Linked DNA regions of Homo sapiens: regions 2 and 3 are each linked to region 1. Evidence: chromatin loops called from intact Hi-C (ENCODE). Cell type or tissue: heart right ventricle. All regions are shown on one strand.

What was found. Peaks named below come from ENCODE experiments on the same cell type or tissue, not always from the same donor. Only the 100,000 strongest peaks of a DNase experiment are listed, where the experiment ranks them.
Region 2: a loop joins it to region 1, with 6 times the contacts of the local background. A loop is called at or near these places in 9 of 110 quality-filtered maps.
Region 3: it touches region 1 in a loop (6-fold over the local background); 9 of 110 quality-filtered maps call a loop at or near these places.

What each region holds. Positions count from the first base shown.
Region 1 is chr22:21,037,561-21,040,060 of GRCh38, reverse strand. No RefSeq gene overlaps it. Among named protein-coding and RNA genes, the nearest start is that of MIR649, 4.5 kb to the right of the region's middle. In heart right ventricle, no CTCF peak of the experiment used is centred here; a DNase peak (open chromatin) is centred at 1,427.
Region 2 is chr22:21,101,677-21,104,176 of GRCh38, reverse strand. It overlaps the pseudogene BCRP2. Among named protein-coding and RNA genes, the nearest start is that of LRRC74B, 57 kb to the right of the region's middle. RefSeq lists enhancers at 1,296-1,345, 794-1,765. In heart right ventricle, CTCF peaks have their summits at 1,001 and 1,216 (motif pointing left); DNase peaks (open chromatin) are centred at 1,196 and 2,000; H3K27me3 peaks cover 1,339 bases.
Region 3 is chr22:21,093,608-21,096,107 of GRCh38, reverse strand. No RefSeq gene overlaps it. Among named protein-coding and RNA genes, the nearest start is that of LRRC74B, 49 kb to the right of the region's middle. In heart right ventricle, no CTCF peak of the experiment used is centred here; no DNase peak of the experiment used is centred here.

The DNA of each region.
Region 1 (2,500 bases):
TTAGGTCTAAAAGAAATTTGCTAAGGAGAATAGGGCCAAGTTTTGAGGAGGGTAAGTGTAAGTCAGGGGCCCAGATATCCGAAAGACCTTCTGGGGGATCAGGGACAGGGACTTGGGGGTTGAGCAGAGCACAGGTGGGTGGAGGAGGATAATTTACAGAGGGTGCAGATTTCAACTTTTTTTCTACATCTGATTTCTGTTCTTTAATATTGAGGAAGATTAAAGGAAGTCCCTAAAGCTAACCATATTTATTTTATTTTATTTTTTTTTTTGAGATAGAGTCTGGCTCTGTCACCCAGGCTGGAGTGCAATGGCATGATCTCGGCTCACTGCAAACTCAGCCTCCTGGGTTCAAGTGATTCTCCTGCCTCAGCCTCCTGAGTAGTTGGGACTACAAGCGCACGCCACCACGCCCGGCTAATTTTTGTATGTTTAGTAGAGATGGGGTTTCAACATTTTGGCCAGGATGGCTTCGATCTCTTGATCTCATGATCCACCCACCTTGGCCTCCCAAAGTGCTGGAATTACAGGCATGAGCCACCGTGCCTGGCCTATATTTCTTTGTGTCTTCTTTTTAATTTGATATTTCTCTAGTTACCAATAGGACGGTTGTTTGGGATGAAAGCACCCTTTTTTGTGGGGGGGGACGGTTTACAGATGGGGTCTCACTGTGTTGCCCAGGCTGGAGTGCAGTAGTGGCAAGATCATAGCTCACTGCAGCTCAACCTCCTGGGCTCAAGCGATCCTCCCACCTCAGTCTCCCACAAGGTTGAGATTACAGGTGTGAGCCACCACACCTGGCCAATAGCACGCTTTAATAAAAATACTTTTAGGCTGGGCACAGTGGCTCATGCCTGTAATCCCAGCACTTTGGGAAGCTGAGGCAGGCAGATCATGAGGTCAGGAGTTCGATACCAGCCTGGCCAACATGGTGAAACCCCGTCTCTACTAAAAATACAAAAAATTAGCCAGGCATGGTGGCAGATGCCTGTAATACCAGCTACTCGGGAGGCTGAGGCAGGAGAATCACTTGAATCCACGAAACAGAGGTTGCAGTGAGCCAAGACTGCACCACTGCACTCCAGCTTGGGCAACAGAGCGGAACTCTGTCTTAAAAAAAAAAAAAAAAAAAGCTTTTAGATTCAAAAGTCCAAATCTTCAATGTTATACCTACTTTAATTGTGACTCAAAACCAATAAGCCTTTTTATGGCTTAAAATCAGTATGCCTTTTCTGGCTTAACTGGAGGCACAGAAGAGCATCCCAAACAGGCTGGAAAAGATACAATCCCCCTCAAGATCCAAAGTCTTTTTCAAGATAGCCTAAGCAGGCAAATATCCTAATTGTTATCAAGGCAATGAAAGCTGAGACAAGTAGGACAAACTCCTCTGAGAGCTGGAACCGTTGGACAGAGACACTGTGTTTCTGATTCCTGGGCAGCTGGCTAGCAGCCTAACAAGGACTTGTCCTCCCAACCCCTGCAGCTGGCAGAAACCAAAGAGAATATTTCAATTGGTCACAGAGCCATGTTCTCAAGACATAAAACAAGATATGATAAACCACACAACAGAGACATGGAAAACAAGCCTTATTTCTGGGAGGCTGTGGGTCAATAGCCACTATGTATGCAGAGCCAAATACCAAATTCGGAAGTGTGAAATCAAATAATTCTTTTTTTTTTTTTTTTGAGACAAGGTCTCCCTCTGTCACCCAGGCTGGAGTGCAGTGCTGCAATCATGGCTCACTACAGCCTCAAACTCCCAGGATCATGCAATCCTCCCACCTCAGCCTCCTGAGTAGCTGGGACTACAGGTGCCCGCCACCATGCCGGGCTAATTTTTGTATACTTAGTAGAGACGGGGTTTCGCTGTGTTGGCCAGGCTGGTCTCAAACTCCTTTCTTAAGTTATCCAGCCACCTCAGCTTCCCAAAGTGCTGGGATTACAGGCGTGAGCCACCACCAAGCTGTTGGAACTTTACATTATTATGAGCCTCAGGAGGAATGTGGCCATGTGGCCTGAGGCATGGAGCATGCAGTTGCAACTTCTGCTTTTCCCTGTAAATGGTTAGAAATGTCTGAGCAGCATCAGAGATAAGATGACCTCAGAGCTTGACTTCTTCTCACAGAATGTTGAAACAATTTTCCTTGGAATGTAGCAAGCTGTACTAATGGAATCTAACATACTGGATTTGTACAGAAGATGTTGCAATCCTGCTGACACTGTTTCTGCCTCTATGAGTGAAACCTTAGCTTCCCCACTTTGGAGCAATGACCCCAACCCTTTGGAAGCTGTTTCCTGGGTGTCCATCCTCAAGCTTTGCACTAGAATAAAAATCATATTTCCTTTGGTTTTTTTTGTTTTTGTTTTTTGGAGACTAGGTCTGTGTCACCCAGACTGGAATGCAGTGATGTAATTATAGCTCACTGCAGCCTCCAACTCCTGGGTTCAAGTGATCCTTCCACCTTGGCCTCCCAAAGTGCTGGGATTACAAGCATAAGCC
Region 2 (2,500 bases), 64 kb before region 1:
AGCAAGGAAAGCAAGAACAACCATGTGAGGCTACAAGAAACTGAAAAGCTTCTGTGCCACAACGGAAAAAATGAGCCCGAAGTTTGGACGAAAGTTTTGAGGAATCATATAACTGCTAAGGGGTTCTTACCGAAAATATACAACACATTAACAGTACTAAATAGCAATTTAAAACAACAACAAAAAATAATCCACCCCAAACTGGGCAGAGGCCCAGAACAGACATTTCTGCAAAGAGGACAAAAAACCCACACCGAGGAGTCCCTCGCCCCTGGTCAGGCGGCCACGGTGGGAGGGACACGAGAGGACACGCGCTGCCCAAAAGTGAAGAAGAGTGACCCCTGGGTCCTGATGGCAGGAACGAAGATTTAAAAATGCAGCAAGGCCCAATGCAAATCCTCCCTCTGAGGCTTGGACACGAGGCAGCCAGCCAGAACTGGGCCTGGCCCTGACTCCAACCTGAGCGGGGCTTCCCTCTCTCTCCCTCTACACAGGGGAGGTTCCCTCAGAAAAAGTCTTTTTCTGTTGTTGGTTTGGTTTTTTTTTTTTTTTTCAGAACTAGAAATGTATTTATTTATTTATTTATTTTTAATAAAAACCAAGATTTTTTTATTATTATTATACTTTAAAGTTTTAGGGTACATGTGCACAACATGCAGGTTTGTTACATATGTATACATGTGCCATGTTGGTGTGCTGCACCCATCAACTCGTCATTTAGCATCAGGTATATCTCCTAATGCTATCCCTCCCCCCTCCCCCCCACCCAGAAAAAGTCTTAAACCCCTAAAAATACCACAGTCTGCTACACTTGACACCCTCAAAAGCCTTCAGAGAATGAATACCACTGTAAAATAAATACTAAAACACTACAAGAGAAAGAGGAAAACCAGGGAGAACAGGAGAGGAATGAACAGAACATACCAGAAAACTAAAGCTTCTGTACTCACCATGCAGGAAAAATGCCAGGGAAAAGTGCATGGCAGCTTCCTCCTCAGCACTCAGGGCCCAGACAGGAGCGGTTTTCTCCCCAGGACACAGCTCCAAGTCGTCCAGAAGCCTCCGTGATGCCCCTCCTGGCGGGTCCTGAGGGTATCAGAGCTCCTCTCCTCCTCACGGTGGATGCCGCCACTCACTCCATGCAGCACCTGCGGGGAGAACACTGCAAGAGCACGATGTGGGGCAGAAAAGGTGGTTGGGGCGCCCCCTGATGGTCACGGTGCAGAGTGAAGAATGATCTCATCCCATGGTCAGCATCGGCCCAGGCTGCGGCCCCATCGCCCAGGAACTCCTCCCGCTCCTGCTCGGCGTGGGGTGCCACAGCCACCTCCTACTCTTCTGCTACTGTCAGTGCTGCCTGTCTTCTTGGTGCTCCAACGCTGACAATTTGGGGAGACATAAACACTTAGGCTATAGCAAGGAAAATCCAGAATGGTGGTGGAAGAGAAGGACTTAGCATCAGTCACAGTGTGAGACCAGCAGCAGCAACAGGACCTAGGATTCATTCCAATGAGAATCACCTGGAAATCTCCCCCAGGAAAAGAGATCAAACAGATTCCTGGAGGAAATGCTCTTGGGGTTTCTTTAAAGAAGCTAGTGGGACTAAGTAACACAAGACTGGGGCTTTTGTGGAAAGAGTGATGTCCACTAATAATGTCCTCTTAAGGACTGAACATCTCTTCCCAAATAGCTGAATGTGATCGGCAGTAGGCATCAGCTGAGACCTTTTATGACGGCCCTTGGGTAAGGAATCACTCAAGCTCCCTCACTCTTCCAGGGACACAGTTAGCACGGTGATGAAGCTCCAGCGCTCTCACCACCTCTAGACTCTGAGGGGCCATCCCAGCTCCAGAGCTCCCCACAGAAGTGGCTCTGTTTGTTGTAGGTGCATCACACCGAGGCTGGTTCTTTAAATTAACCCTGGGAGTGTGATGAAACCAGCAGTAAGTAGAAAGGACAGAAACAGGGAGTTGCTGCTACAAGACCCGAAAGTGCAGGAGGATGAGGGTGCACTCCTTCACCCCCACAGACACACACTAGAGGACCTCAGTCCCCAGCTTCAAGTGTCTGTGAGTGCCTAGGAGAGAGTCATGCCCACAGACATCCTGCATTGTAGGTCAACATCAAGCCCACCCAATAGCTCTGGTGCTCAATTCTCAAGAGATAACAAACAGCCAAACAAAACTTAAGGCTTTGATGTTTGGTGGTGACAGAGGCAGGAAAGAGCAGGTCACATGGAAAAGATAATCTTTGAGTAGTAAAGCAAGGAAAGATGAGCACACACATGACACTTAAAGGCCATAGATGATGGCTCTTTTAATTATGTCACTTTTTTTTTTTTTTTTTTGAGACAGAGTCTCACTCTGTCGCCCAGTCTGGAGTGTAGTGGCATGATCTCAGCACCGCAACCTCCGCCCTCCCAGGTTCAAGTGATTCTGGTGCCTCAGCCTCCCAAGTAGCTGGGATTACAGGCGCCCACCACTACGCCTGGCTAAGTTTT
Region 3 (2,500 bases), 56 kb before region 1:
TACAAAATGGTAGGAAAGACATAAAAAAACCTGGATTTATGATATTAGTATAGAATTATTAAGAGGAAATCTTGGCAAGCTCCCTGAGCAGTAGACCTTGTAAAAACAGGTGTACAAAATATATAGAGGGAGAGATCTGTGTTCAAGTAACTTTGATAAACTGGTTCAGTGAAATGATGTGGGTGTCATTATTACAGGACTTTTCAGTGCCTTTAATGTGACAATGTGCCTTGTGAATCTCTCTAAGTTTGGCCAGTTGTCAGAATCCCCCTGGAGGCTTCTCAAAATGACAAATACACCACAGGCCTATGGAATCAGAATCCTCAGAAGTCAGGCTCAGGAAACTGCAGTGTTAAAAGACCTGCCAGGATGATTTCTGATGGTCAGCTAACTTGACCCGGAGATTACAATTTATGACTATGGGAATTTCCCAAGCTTCTCTGACTCCTGAATATATCTGTTGGTACCTGCTGAAACTCTTCAGCATGCGTCAGTCTGGATACTGTTCCTAATTATATTTATTTATCTGTTGTCCTCCACTCACCATTAGGAAATCTGCTGTGGGAATCTCAGTTCAATCCAGATGTGTACATTAAAAGAGCCCGGTGCACCCTTCACCACAACCAGCCCAGTGTGAGGAGACAGATATCCCTGAGTGCTCCAAAGCAGATCATGCACCTCAGTCCCCTGGGATTTTTCCATTGCAGAGCCTCTGTTGGAAGATCTGGTTTTGTTCTGGGTTTTCCCAAGGATGGAAGGGCATGCAGAGAACCCACTAAGGAGATGTCTCCAGAGGCTGGAGCTGGGGCTGTCTGGGTGGGTACTGGGAGTCCTAAAGCAACCAGAAGGCAGTGAGTGAGTTCTAGAAAGAGAATGGTCTTAAAATGTGGGGGAGACATGGCTGTCTCAACTCTTGGTTCTGTCTGTACTCTACAAGATTTCAAGAGGCTGACTGCCAACGTACTAGTCACCTTCCTCCTAGGGTGCTCACTGGCTACCTTATTATCTTTCAACAGCCTCATGCTGATAGCACACCTTTTAAGAGGCAATATGGGGCCGGGTGCAGTGGCTCATGCCTGTAATCCCAGCACTTTGGGGGCCAAGGTGGGTGGATCACCTGAGGTCAGGAGTTTGAGACCAGCCTGACCAACATGGTGAAACCCCATCTCTATTTAAAATAGAAAATTAGCAGAGTGTGGTGGCCCATGCCTGTAATCCCAGCTACTCAGGAGGCTGGGTCAGGAGAATCACTTGAACCCGGGAGGCAGAGGTTGCAGTGAGCCAAGATTGTGCCACTCCACTCCAGCCCGGGCAACAGTGCGAGACTCTGTCTCAAAAAAAAAAGCAACAGGAGGTAACTGACAATCATGGAATTTGTTAAAATAATTAAATATAATCCCCATTTCTTCTCTAGACAAGTTATTCAACATATCTGAGCCTCAGTTTCCTTATCTGTAAGCTAATAGAATAAAATCTACCTTCTGCCATGGTAAACATTAAATAAATGACATTCCAAAATACCTAGCACATAGTAAGTCTTCAACAGATGTGAGTGATTTTTTTCTTCCTTGTTTCTTTCTTGCCCCAAAGAACTTTGCGTTTGAGAGTCAGCAGAAAGAGGATAGTTCTTCATTGGCCTGCAGTGTGACATTGGACTTCTCTCAGGCTCTAAATTCCTTGGGATACTTTTGGCTGAAAGTAACAGACTCACTCAAATTGACTCAAGCAGTGAAGGGGTGGGGGGAGATCTGATGCAGCCAGGTTTTGGGAGGGGCCTGTGAAGAGGGCCAGCCCCTCCACACCTGTGGGTATTTCTCGTCAGGTGGGACGAGAGACTGAGAAAAGAAATAAGACAGAGAGACAAAGTATAGAGAAAGAACAGTGAGCCCAGGGGACCGGTGCTCAGCATATGGAGGACCCGCACCGGCCCCGGTCTCTGAGTTCCCTCAGTATTTATTGATTACTGTTTTCACTATCTCCGCAAGGGGAATGCGGCAGGTGAACAGGGTGATAGTGGGGAGAAGGTCAGCAGGAAAACATGTGAGCAAAGGAATCTGTGTCATAAATAAGTTCAAGGGAAGGTATTGTGCCCGGATGTGCACGTAGGCCAGATTTATGCTTCTCTCCACCCAAACATCTCAGTGTAGCAAAGAGTAACAGAGCAGCATTGCCACCAGCATATCTCAACTCCAGGCACAGGGTGGTTTTCTCCTATCAGAATAGAACAAATGTACTAGTGGGTTTTACACCGAGACATTCCATTCCCAGGGATATGCAAGAGACAGAGGCCTTCCTCTTATCTCAACTGCAAGAGGCCTTCCTCTTTTACTAATCCTCCTCAGCACAGACCCTTTATGGATGTAGGGCTAGGGGACGGTCAGGTCTTTCCCTTCCCACGAGGCCATATCTCAGGCTGTCTCAGTGGGGGGAAACCTTGGACAATACCCAGGCTCTCTTGGGCAGAGGTCCCTGTGGCTTTCCACAGTGCATTGTGCCCCTG